4 separate regions of the Homo sapiens genome follow, and regions 1, 3 and 4 are each linked to region 2. A link is a contact called in ENCODE Hi-C data. All regions are on one chromosome and are shown on one strand. The core of a region is the stretch at or near the end of the contact, and the rest is flanking DNA. Distances in the headings are between cores, read along the strand shown.

What was found. Hi-C counts contacts between places; a loop is a spot of excess contacts on that map. Pooled maps may share reads with other maps.
Region 1: a map with no recorded cell type shows a loop between it and region 2 (8-fold over the local background). The contact joins the enhancer-like site here to the promoter of ZBTB2 in region 2. A Hi-C loop is called at or near these places in 4 of 37 single-sample maps with no recorded cell type and 2 of 50 pooled maps.
Region 3: a loop to region 2 is called in a map of gastrocnemius medialis, with 7 times the contacts of the local background. The contact joins the promoter of KATNA1 here to the promoter of ZBTB2 in region 2. A Hi-C loop is called at or near these places in 2 of 168 maps with a recorded cell type or tissue (gastrocnemius medialis and naive thymus-derived CD4-positive, alpha-beta T cell), 1 of 37 single-sample maps with no recorded cell type and 12 of 50 pooled maps.
Region 4: a map of B cell shows a loop between it and region 2 (17-fold over the local background). The contact joins the promoter of MTRF1L here to the promoter of ZBTB2 in region 2. A Hi-C loop is called at or near these places in 4 of 168 maps with a recorded cell type or tissue (B cell, K562 and naive thymus-derived CD4-positive, alpha-beta T cell), 2 of 37 single-sample maps with no recorded cell type and 12 of 50 pooled maps.

What each region holds. Positions count from the first base shown.
Region 1 is chr6:149,466,907-149,469,675 of GRCh38, reverse strand. The region is part of intron 2 of ZC3H12D (zinc finger CCCH-type containing 12D); the gene reads left to right. Among named protein-coding and RNA genes, the nearest start is that of ZC3H12D, 17 kb to the left of the region's middle. Within about 2 kb of position 1,340, at least 4 of the 41 ENCODE cell types and tissues checked have a DNase peak (open chromatin) inside an H3K27ac peak, as active enhancers do.
Region 2 is chr6:151,390,067-151,393,057 of GRCh38, reverse strand. It overlaps ZBTB2 (zinc finger and BTB domain containing 2), which reads left to right and starts at 1,499. Exons shown (of 3, transcript NM_020861.3): 1 at 1,499-1,638. LOC124901232 (translation initiation factor IF-2-like) reads right to left here. Exons shown (of 3, transcript XM_047419613.1): 2 at 2,586-2,991; 3 at 1-2,353. The coding sequence ends at 1,454. RefSeq lists an enhancer at 614-1,486 and silencers at 1,468-1,527, 1,538-1,927, 2,008-2,937.
Region 3 is chr6:149,647,168-149,650,090 of GRCh38, reverse strand. KATNA1 (katanin catalytic subunit A1) reads left to right here and starts at 1,377. Exons shown (of 11, transcript NM_007044.4): 1 at 1,377-1,622. RefSeq lists a silencer at 1,158-1,427 and an enhancer at 1,498-1,577.
Region 4 is chr6:153,000,931-153,004,128 of GRCh38, reverse strand. It overlaps MTRF1L (mitochondrial translation release factor 1 like), which reads left to right and starts at 1,420. Exons shown (of 7, transcript NM_019041.7): 1 at 1,420-1,702. The coding sequence starts at 1,444. RefSeq lists enhancers at 1,063-1,172, 263-1,263 and silencers at 1,493-1,602, 1,613-1,672.

The DNA.
Region 1 (2,769 bases), core at 91-2,590, 1.9 Mb after region 2:
GGCTGTGTGTGTGTTTCCGTGAGAAAGAGAGGGACATCAGCTCGGGTCATTCAGCTGAATACCTGAGTCCATAGATACCTGGCTTTAAGAATAATGTCCAGCAACTTTTTAAAAAGAAGGCAGCTTTCATTGAAAGCGTGTTCAAAATGGCATCATGGTGTGTGGGAAGAGCATGAATTCTCACGAGCCAACAGTTGCAGCATTTTCTTTTTTTTTTTGAGATGGAGTCTCGCTCTGTCGCCCAGGCTGGAGTGCAGTGGCGCCATCTCGGCTCACTGCAAGCTCCGCCTCCCGGGTTCACGCCATTCCCCTGCCTCAGCCTCCCAAGTAGCTGGGACTACAGGTGCCCGCCACCACGTCCAGCTAATTTTTTTGTACTTTTAATACAGACGGGGTTTCACCGTGTTAGCCAGGATGGTCTCGATCTCCTGACTTAGTGATCCACCCGCCTCGGCCTCCCAAAGTGCTGGGATTACAGGCTTGAGCCATCGCTCCCGGCTGAGTTGCAGCATTTTCTTGCCTAGGGTGGGCAGACTCACAAGTGCCCAGCCTGTTTTACATTCTGTAGGCAAATCTAGAAAAGGCGGGATTCAAAGTACAACCTTGGGGGGAAAGCACCTGATAATTTCACATCCTCTTACTGCCCCAGAGTAGGGTTTCATGTAAATGTGTCCTCATTTTGGAGTGCACAGGGCTTTTTGCTTTGGCTGTTGTTTACATTTTTACACTCTCAGGACACTCTGCAGGCTCTGGTTTGTGCTGGAGTAAGGGATCTCCAAGGAAGAGAGAGATCAGGCTTGAAATCATACCTCTCAGTTTTCATCATGCCCCCCTCAGTGGGTTCCCAGCAGGCAAGAAAGAGAATGGTGGGGGTTTATGACCGGGCTGGGGGTCAGACCTGCTTCTGAGACCCTGACTCTGTTCTGTCTGACGTTAGCCTTGGGCTCCTGCCTGTCTGCACCCATTTCTTGTAAGGCGAAAGCTCCCAGATCAGCCCCTGCTCACGGTCTCTTTCCCCTGCCTTGAGCTGGGGAGAGATCTCCTGGTGAGAAGGGTCAGAGTGTTTGCAATTGAACCCCCAGTAAGAAACAGAGTGGCAAGAGCAGCTTCCCTTCACATCTCAGACCCCTGAGGAATCATTGCTCCTCTCTTTCCTCCTGCCCATAGCCACAACCTTCCTCCATATGTGACTGCTTTGGGAGCCCCTAGCCTCTGCAGGAACTACTTGGCAATAGTCAAAGATGCAGTGGTGTACAATTGGATTGTCTAGTTACTGAAACTGGCTGGCACTCTGATTGCAGCTACCCCAGGCACAGTTGTCAGGCAGGCAAAATTTGCCTTGGGTGCCAACCCACTTCCTCTTTGTACCTTTGGTTATTCAAAACTCCCATCTCTGGTGGGGTGCAGTGGCTTATGCCTGTAATCCTAGCACTTTGGGAGGCCAAGGCAGGCGAATCACCTGAGGTCAGGAGTTTGAGACCAGCCTGACCAACGTGGAGAAACCCCGTCTCTACTAAAAATACAAAATTAGCTGGGTGTGGTGATGCATGCTTGTAATCCCAGCTACTCGGGAGGCTGAGGCAGGAGAATCGCTTGAACCTGGGAGGTGGAGGTTGTGGTGAGCTGAGATTGCGCCATTGCACTCCAGTCTGGGCAACAAGAACAAAACTCCGTCTCAAAAACAAACAGAAAACAAAAACAAAACTCCCAGCTCCTGTCTCCTTTTCCCAGGGCCTGGCTCTCGGCTTGCTGCCTGATGAGCTGGTTCACAGTGTTGGTTAATAAGGGCATGAGGTGCCTTTTCTAAGCATGAGCATTTAAACTGTGGGTTACTATTCCTCCAAAAGAACTGCCATCTGGATCCTGAGGTATAGATGGAGTTGGGGGGAATCAATGGTCTTTGGGAGACTAGGGAGGAAGAGTTTTGCAGCCTAAGGGGTCAGGCTTTGAGGGCTGCCCCTAGATCAGAGAGATGGACACATTGTTTTGCTTCAGTTTCCTCAAGGGTAAAATGGGGACAAGGTCACTTCCTCAAGGGCTTCTTGTAATGATTAAATGAGGCAAAACGTGCAAAGTGCCCTGGCAGACAGAACCCTCTACAGATCTTAAAAATGAGCTCCAAGGCCAGGCGCAGTGGCTCATGCCTGTAATCTCAGCACTTTGGGAGGCCAACATGGGAGGATCACCTGGGGCCAGGAGTTCAAGACCGGCCTGGGCAACATAGCCAGACCTCATCTCTACAACAAATTTTTAAAATTAGCCAGGTGTGGCAGTGCATACCTGTAGTCCCAGCGACTTGGGAGGCTGAGGTGGGAGGACTGCTTGAGCCTGAGAGGTTGAGGCTACTGTGAGCCATGATTGTACCATTGCACTCCAGCCTGGGTAACAGAATGAGACTCCATTTCTTAAATAAAAAAAAAAGAGCTCCAAGAAGCAGGGGTGATGTCTTTTCTTAGCATGCAGTGCAGAGCCTTGTAGTAGATATTCAGGAATTGCACTGAGTCTGTGAAGGAACGTGCAGATGAGTGGATGCCTTTGGTGTGTGCATTCCTGTCTGTGTGCTGGGGAGTGGGCTCCCAGGGCGACTGAGAGCTCTGCCAGGGTCCAGGTTCCCTTCCTGTCTCTCACCACTGAACACTGCCTCCTACACCCACCAAAGGTGTCAGAGATGGCTTGTGAATGGTTAAATGCAAATATGGAAGGAGACCCTGAAAAAAGAGCAGCAATTAAGAAACAGCTTTTTTATTTTATTTTATTTTATTTTATTTT
Region 2 (2,991 bases), core at 250-2,749:
AGTAGAATACTTAGATCAGGGTCAGAATTTGGTTTTGGAGGCAGACATTTACCCACTAAAGTCATTTATCTAGCTGATCAAAAAACAGGAAAGTTCAAAGCGAGTATACACTGAATCTATTATCCATTTGAGAGCCACTGAAGCTACACAGCTGCTTATTTTGTCTTCAAAGAAGGAATTAGTCATCAGTACCTGCAGGTATAACTGGATTTCTAAATCAAACTCAGATTTTTAGGAGGGACACTTCTATGTATTAAATTGTCTTAAGATGGTAAGCTTGCCTTAAATGATTTGTAAACTATGTGCCAGGCATTGTGCTAGTGGTCAGACTGTGTAAACCAAAATGGGTTAGACATCACAACCAAGTTAGCATGCCTTGAAACCAGAGTATCCTAGAAACTGCTGCCTCCACTTCCTTAGGAATAAAGCCATATCCTTTCTAAATCTCAAAAAATCCTAGATGTGTAAAGAAATCATTAAATTCTAGTCCTCAAAGGACTGTATTTCCCCAAAAAAGACACGGATTCTAGAAAAATGGCAACAACCAAAAAGTAAACTTTAAAATGTTAAAAATGACCATCAGGAAATTCTAACTTCCCTGCCATGTTTCCGTGTTTCAGGATCTCCCCGTTAAAAGATTTTCCACACCTCTAAATCTAACAGAATAGCCAACTCTGGAATCCATACCTCAAAGACCAAAACCTAACAGGAGAATAAACTGTTCTCTTAACAAACATGCGTTGCAGACTTTCATTTTTGGGGGGGCCAAAACTTCAAAAACGAAAATCGTTGCTGAAATAACCATGAAATTCAACCCTAACAGAAACATCTTACGCCGCTCAACTCATCTGCAAGGTAAAGGAAGCACCTCTGCCTCTGTGCACGCTACAGGAATCTGTACTTCAGCATGACTTTCAGTTACCATTGGTGACACAAAGATACTGCTGGTTTACAGTATCTCCCCGGTTCTAAAGGCCACTCCATTTCAAGTCTTAAAGATTAAAACAAACACGAAAAGTCAAGGGACAAGGGTAAAGGCCAAGAGATCTCAAGCAGAAGCCGGCAGAAGGATACGAGCAGTGGCTCTCCATCTCTACCCCGAGCATCTCAAGGACTTGTGCTACCTAAACACTTTATGTAAACAAGGGGCTTGTGACTCAGGCCTCCAGCCCCAATAGGTGGAGAGAAGTTTCCTCGCCTCGGCTGCACATGGTCTGCAGAAGTTTGGCTGGAGCAGAGCGCGGAGCCTGGGTGGGAGCGGCAGTGGAGTGCTGCAGGCGGCGGCGGCGGCGGCAGAGCAGCAGGAGGCGGAGGCGGGCGGGGGGAGGGGAGCGGCTGGGGGGGGGGCGGAGGGGGCTCTTGCCGCCACTGCTCTCTCGCCGCCTCTCCCCCCCGGCGGGAGCCGCTCGCAGCCTCTTTGCACTAGTCTCTCCGCTCTCTCGGTCATGTGACCTTAACGTAACCGGACAGGAAAAGCCCCGCCGCCGCCGCCGCCGCCGCGCCGGAGACACCGACCGCGGCGGCAGCAGCAGCAGCAGCAGCGAGAGGCAGAGGCGGCGGCGGCGGGGAGGACAGCACGGCCGAGGCTGCCCAGAGGCGCCTCCTCCACACCCCCCGCCGCAGCAGCACCGGCGACAGGTAAGCGCGCACCGCCTCCGCCTCCCGGGGCCGGTGCCCACGTGCCACCCCCAGCCCAGGGTCCGGGAAGGCGGTGGGGGGGCGGGGGCCACCGGAGCTCGCAAACGGTTCCGGCAGAGGCGGTGGCAACAAAGACGACGAATGACCCTCGTACCAGGGCTACGGGTGCAGGCAGGCGGAAGGCCCGGGCCACTCGGGGACCCGGTTCTGGGAAGCGAGGGCAGGGGCGCCTCGCGGGGGCGGCGGCGGCTGCGCCTGGCGCCGGGGCTCTGGCCGCTTGACAAAACCATCCCCCGGAGCCAGGCGGCGGCGAGTCGGCGGCGCCTCCATCCGGGGTTTTGTGGGAGGGGGAGGGGACGGAAGCCGAGAGGGCGGGCGGCGGATCGGAGGGAGGGTGGGAGGGAGGAAGGGGAGGGGGGCGATTCGCGTTCGGTTCCCCGTGGCCGGTCCCTCCCTTCCCGCCGCCACCGCGAAGTGCGCCCTGGGCGGCGGCGGCCGGTGAGCGTCCCGCGCTGGAGCCCTCAGAGGCGGGCCCGTCAGGTGCGTAATCCTTCCGACGCCTCGCCGCCGCCTCCTGCTGCTGCCGCCGCTGCTGCTTCGGCGGCAAGGCCGCGAGCTGCGGAAGTGGGTTTGGGGGAGGGGAGGGAGGAGGGAGGGGGAGGGGAGGGATCCGGTCCGACCGGAGCAGGCCCGGCCTCTCTGGCGCTTCTCCCAGCTGCAGCGGCTCCTACAGCTGCTGCCGCTACTGCTGCGGCTCCGCCTCCCGCTCGCGGGCGGGGGCGCGCACGCGCGCTTCCGGCCTCCTCGGGTCTCGCGCTGTCTCCGGCTCTCGCGCGCGCTCATCCCTCTCCCTCTCTCCCTGTCTGGGCCACCCCCGCCCCCGGCGCCGGGGCTGTTGCGCCGGCCGGGGCGTTGCGCACGGCGTAGGCGTCGGCATTGTGTTAAACTCCGCGGGACTTGGGGCGAGCGCGCGCGCGCACGCGGGACTGAGGGAAGCGGCGAGCGTGCAACGCGGCCGGAGTGCGTCGCCCCTCCCTCCCCCTCAGCCCCTCGGGGACGGGGACAGGGAGGGGGCGGGGCCGGCGAGACCGGAGGGGGCCAGAGGGCCCCGGCGCCGCGCCCCCGGCCCCGCCCCGGGGCGGGTGGGACGAGGTGGCTGTTGCGGCGCGCTCAGGCGGGCGGGGGACGCGTCGGCCTCTGTGGCGCCGCCCTTGTCGCCTGCTCGCTGAGGCTGCAGGCCGGGCCCCAGTCCCGGGTACGGAGCGTGTTGAGCCGGCGGCCTCCAGCTTCCGCCCGACGCGCCATCTGCGCCTGCGATACAGCCCGGTTTGGCCCCGAGCGCGCTGTGCTTTC
Region 3 (2,923 bases), core at 128-2,627, 1.7 Mb after region 2:
TGGGATTACAGGTATGAGCCACCGTGCCTGGCCTAGAATTTCTTATCAATGGAATCATACAATATGTATTAATTTTGTGGCCTTTGAGAAGTTTTTTAACTGTAAATTGGCTTTATAAATTAGCATACCTTTGAACTCACATAAAGGATGAAGGTTGAATTAGGGTAATTAATCTGTACCTCCCTGAATTGGTTTTGATTCCAAAAATATATACTAAATATAGTTTCCTGTTCCCTATTACAATAGAGTTCATATTTACTACAGTGAAACTATCATTTTCCACTCAGTTGAGACGTTACAAGACTTTAAGCCCCATGAAACATTCTATTTCGTGACCACTGTATACCCAGTGCCAACACTGTCTCACACATAGTAGTTGCTGAGTAAACATTTGTTGACTGAATGGATGTATTTCCCCTGAATTGCTTCTACATGTCTATGTTAGATGACTGGGGTGCTTTTATTTTTTTAGAGATAGGGCCTCACTTTGTCTCCCAGACTGGAGTGCAATGGCGCCATCATGGCCCACTGCAGCCTCCAACTCCTGGGCTCAAGTGATCCTCTTGTGTCAGCCTCCTGAGTAGTTGTGACTACAGGCGTGCGCCACCATGTCCAGCCAATTTTTGTACTTTTTGTAGAGACGGGGGGTCTCACTATATTGCCCAGGCTGGTCTTGAACTCCCGGCTCAAGCTATTCTCCCGCCTCAGCCTCCCAAAGTGCTGGGATTACAGGGATGAGCCACTGTGCCCAGTCGGGATGCTTTAATGTTAGAAACTTAATTACCTTGCGTTTTTAAAGGAATGTGTGAGAAGTGCCCTATTCTGCCTCAAGTGATGGCAGAGGGTGGAGATTGAGACTGGAGGAAGCCCTGTGCAGTACATATCTGTAAGTCATGAAATAGCATCATTTTCCTTGTCTGGTCATATTAAAACGGTGATTAAAAAATCAAGAAAATAAAATCCCACTAGCAGTGTGTCCGAGAATCTTTGTTTACCTCCTCCCTATTGTTATGTCATGACATGGAGCCCAGCTGGGGAATTCTGAATACTAGGTTCTAAAACAGGATTTGTCATAAACGAATTGCTTGATCCTGGACATTCACCTCTAAAATAGACACCTGACCTCGGTGTGTGTGTGAGTGTGGTGAAAATCAAGTGGGAGGGAAAGTGAGCAAGCACCTGAACAAGGTACAGAGGCGCGCGAGGTAGTACCATAATACCATCTACACCAAGGTCTATACTATCCCTGGTCTCCGCTGCGTCCGCCGGGAGGAGGCGGTGCAAGAATGCGCACGCGCGGCCCCGGGCCCGGCCACACCCTCTTCCGCCGCTCCCGCCCAGCGACCTCGCTCCCGGGGCGACGCCCCGCGTGCGCCAGAGTCGCCGAGGTCGTCCCCGGCACCGGAAGTGACCCTGGCGGGTTTGTCTTCAAATTCTCGGCGAGCAGGAGCCGCGCCGGCAGGTGGTGTTGACGATTGAACTGGGCAGTACTGGGGCCGTGAGCGGAGAGCAAAGTGGGCTGGACTGGGTCAGGCCCTCCTTCCTCGCTGCCGGGATCTCCACTCCGCCAATCCCCTGTGCCTGGCGTTGGGCGGTTTCCCGAGGAGCTTGGGCCGCCGCAGGTGAGTTTTCACTCTGGCGGTGCTCTGGGGACCCCCGATTTTCCAGGGCCGGGCTGGTGAGGGACTCGGGGGGCCCACAGCGAGAACCCGCCGCGCAACCCTCCGTGAGCCTGCCTGTGCCTGAGCTGAGGTCCTAGGTCCTTGCTGTTGTCCACGATAACTTGGCTTAGGTGACAGTCCCCCTACCTGAGGAATCCTGTCAGGCGGAGGACTTTTCGGGGGCTCCTGTCGATCCCATCTTTTGATCTGTGTCGTTAGCGAAGTCACCAGCCGAGTTTTTAGTTCTTCGATTTTTCGACTGGTTCTCTCCAGAACCCGCTCACGCCCCCCACCCCGAAACCCTCACAGGTAAAAATCCCGATGGCCATGACATTGGGAGGCAACTTCTTTTCTTAAAATTTGTTAGGTTCGAGTGATATTGTTGGGGATGTTATTTCTTATTTATTCTAGAGCCCGGCGTCCTCTGGAAGGCCTGTGGGCCTTTTGGTTTAGAGTTGGTACCTTTTAGAAAAGTTTTCCCTCGAAACAGTTGTTTCATACAAATGTGATGACAAAGTTAGAGATAAACGTAGATCCTGAAGTGCCTTACAGTGGATAATCTCAAGCTCTTATTTAATCAAAAATAGTTTCCTGTTAAAACCGCGAAGGGCCGCTTTTATATTAGTTACTAACTTCCAACAGCACAGTGATGCTCTTTTCTCTTGAAAGCACTAATTTACGTCTTCCTCTTTGAAATTAGACCTCTAGTTATTGCTGAAAACATTCCCGATGTTTTAGAATGGGTGCAGTAGATCTTTGTCACGTAATCACAATGATAATCACCTTAGTAGATGTTAAGACAGATTCTTGAAATGTTTTTACGGGCTTAAATGTCTCAGTATAAAGCCCTATTTTCTTTTCCAAAAGAGCTGGGTTTTGTTCTTTTTTTTTTTTTTTTTTTTTTTTTTGAGACGGAGTCTTGCTCTGTCGCCAGGCTGGAGTGCAGTGGCGCAATCTTGGCTCACTGCAACCTCCGCCTCCCGGGTTCAAGCGATTCCCCTGCCTCAGCCTCCTTGAGTAGCTGTGACTACAGGCGCGCTCCACTACGCGCGGCAAATTTTTTGTATTTTAGTAGAGATGGGGTTTCACCATGTTGGCCAGGCTGGTCTCGATTTCCAGACATTGTGATCCGCCCGCCTAGGCCTCCCAAAGTGTTGGGATTACAGACGTGAGCCACTGCGCCCGGCCGGTTTTTGTTCTTATACCAAGAAATAGGAGCAAAACTTTGTTTTGTATTAACATTAACAAGTTGTGGCCTGTAA
Region 4 (3,198 bases), core at 171-2,670, 1.6 Mb before region 2:
TGATCAGTCCTGTTCTATCCTCAGATCAGGATTAAAATAAAATGGGTTTCAACAGCAGAACGATTGTATAAAGTTGTGTAGCTTGAATACACAAAGTGAAAAGAACTGAGATAATTAGGTGGAGCCTTTAAGTAGCAAAAAACTATTTTTGCTTCCTGATGTTTGAAGAGTCATTTCATTCTTCCACTCACTCTGCATTTGTTATCGTGCTAAGAGATGAAAAGAGAGAGGCAATGCAAACGTTATTTTCTAAGAATGTTTATACTTAACAGTTTCGATTAGATGACCTAAGGATATTTTAACCTTGATAAGGGTTCCCATTTTTTACCATTTTATTTTTTATGAATAAATTAGAAGTTTCGTACTTCTAATATATCACCTCTCTCAACAGTGAAATACCACTTAGTAGACGCTGCCCAAACCAGTTAGGTAGTGGCAGTTCTCAGATTGAGCGTTTAGCCCTTGCATTCCCAGGACTGTCTTGGTTGTGTTTATTCCCTCATATTTATTTCTCCGTTGAGCTGTGAACAGGTCTTTTGAAAAGTGCAAAGCATTGTGCCAATAAATGTCGGTATTGCTGGCACCTATCCGCTACCAGTTCTTTGGAAAGGGATGAGGGTTGGACTCCTGGAGGCAGATATCTGAAGGCTTTGTTGGGCTGTAGGTTGCTGTAACACGGAATCACTCCACCTCTTTAAAAAGCTGACGATAAGTGGGACTAAGTGAAAATGAATGGGCAGGTGAATAATAAAGTCCTTTGAAAGCAAGTAAATGACGCGGCAGATGAAGGGCACGCACGTCTATTGTGCAAATTCATTCAGTGGTTATCTCATAATACACTTATCAAGTCCTTATTACCACGAACCTCACCCACCGTGGACAAGAGAAACATAAGCAGGAAAAAAGGAGGAGGAATAAACACACGCCTGTCCATAATAAAACTCGCTCTTGAAGACTCAGCGGCAGCCCTGCACCGGAGACTGACGACTTGCGCGGCTGTGACCTCCGCCCTGCAGCGGACCCTCGACTGCCCTGCACTGCGGCTCTGGAGGCCCCGACTCAGTGCATGGGAAAGAAATCCTCACTATCAGAAAACAGAGGGGCAATCTGCTGCTCTCCCTTTCCGGCCAAACACGTCACCCATCAACCGGATACCTACCAAGAGGCTTTCAGAGGAGGCGCCCAAGGTCTCCCAGGCCCGCCCCTCCCCAATCACGCTCCGCTCAGCCCCCTCAACTTTTGGCCTCCGGGAAGTTCGCAGCGTTCTCACGCTTGGCAGGAAGTTCCCGCCAAGGCTTCCGGAAAATCCTTTAAAAAGCAACGCTTGCGCTGGGCGGGGCTTGGTGCGCTCTCACCCTTATCTCCAAATTCTGGGTGTTGTCGCGAGGGCTGCTGTGTCCGGAACTTCCGGTTCCGGTCAGGGTCCGCGATCTCGGACTAAGGATGCGGTCCCGGGTTCTGTGGGGCGCTGCCCGGTGGCTCTGGCCCCGCCGGGCCGTTGGCCCAGCCCGCCGGCCCCTGAGCTCCGGTAGCCCGCCGCTGGAGGAGCTGTTCACCCGGGGCGGGCCCTTGCGGACCTTCCTCGAGCGCCAGGCGGGGTCTGAAGCCCATTTGAAGGTCAGGAGGCCCGAGTTGCTGGCGGTGATCAAACTGCTGAACGAGAAGGAGCGGGAGCTGCGGGAGACTGAGCACTTGCTGCACGGTAAGGGTCGGGCCCGGGGGAGAGGCGTCAGAGCACATTCTTGACTCTTCGTTTGACTTTTCCACTGCCCACACTACCCGAGTTTGAAACTCTTTACTCACTTGCAGCCGTTTTTATTTTGGATCAGAGGTCAGGACATCATTACGTGCTGTGATCCCATCCTCTCCTGTGGGCTCTCTTGTGCTCCTTTGCCACGGCGCTCTGCCGCCTTTTACATGCTTATTAGTTGTGGACTCGGGCAAGAGCTCATTAGCTCAGCAAGGATAAATAAGGCACTGTCCCTGTGATGGGCTCCACAGCGGTGTTTCTCAAAGTGTGGTGTGGAGACCCATTTGCAGTAGTATCAGGGCAGTGCTTGTTAATAGCAGACTTAGGACTCAGAATCTCAGACCTATACGTGGGTAAAGGTACTAAATTGGGAAATTCAGTATGGCCTAAGTATAGAATAGGTGGGAGATGATGTCATAGAAACATGAAGCCAGAAAAATAGTTAAGAACCTTGCAAGACAAAGAATTTGGATTTATTTTTTATAGACCATGGAAAGTTAGCAAATGTTTTTAAGCAGAGAATTCACGTCTTTGTAAAGAAAAGTTAATGGTGGCATGCGCTGAGGATAAATTGGAGTATTCTCCAGAAACGCTGGTGGCTGACAGGCCAGGGAGGAGGCAGTTGAAACAATCCAAAGAAGAAATGGTGATAGGCATAGTTCTGACTCACAAAACATTTTGAGAAACAAGTTAGGATTTAGTGGCTTATGCCCTGAGAAGGATGAGGGAGAGAGTTAGTTCTAAGAAAAGTCTTAGGTTTCTGGCTTCAGCACGAGTGGTACTGTTAATTAAGATGAAAGTATAAAAGTTGGACCGAATTTTTTAAAAAGATGAGTTTTGCATTGAATGCCATATTAAGTTAAAAATACCTGTGAAAAGGAATTCCAATAAAGATATCTGTACTAGTCTAGGAGAAAAAATTACTGACATAGGAGAAAAATTGAGCCCAAATAATCATATGAGAGCTCTCGAGATATACAGTACGTGGTAAATTAAACCTTAGAAGTAGATGAGAACACTCAGGGAAAATGTGTTAAGATAGAAACAAGTCTAACAAGGCCAGAAATACACAGTATTTGAGGAGCAGGCAGAGAAGAAGGCTATAAAAGGTCAAGAAAAAAACAGCCAGAGCTTTGTGACCCTGAAGTAGATAAATAAATGAAGCTGTAGAAGCCAATAGAAAATTTCAAGAAGTAAGAGATCCTTGGCCAGGCGTGGTGGCTCACGCCTCTAATTCCAGCACTTTGAGAGGCTCAGGTGGGCCGATCACTTGAGCCCAGGAGTTCGAGACCAGCCTGGGTAACATGGCAAAACCCTGTCTCTACAAACAATGCAAAATTAGCTGGGCATGGTGGTGCGTGCCTGTGGTCCCAGCTACTTGAGAGGCTGAGGTGGGAGAATCGCTTGAACCCGGGAGGTGGAGGTTGCAGTGAGCCAAGATGGTGCCA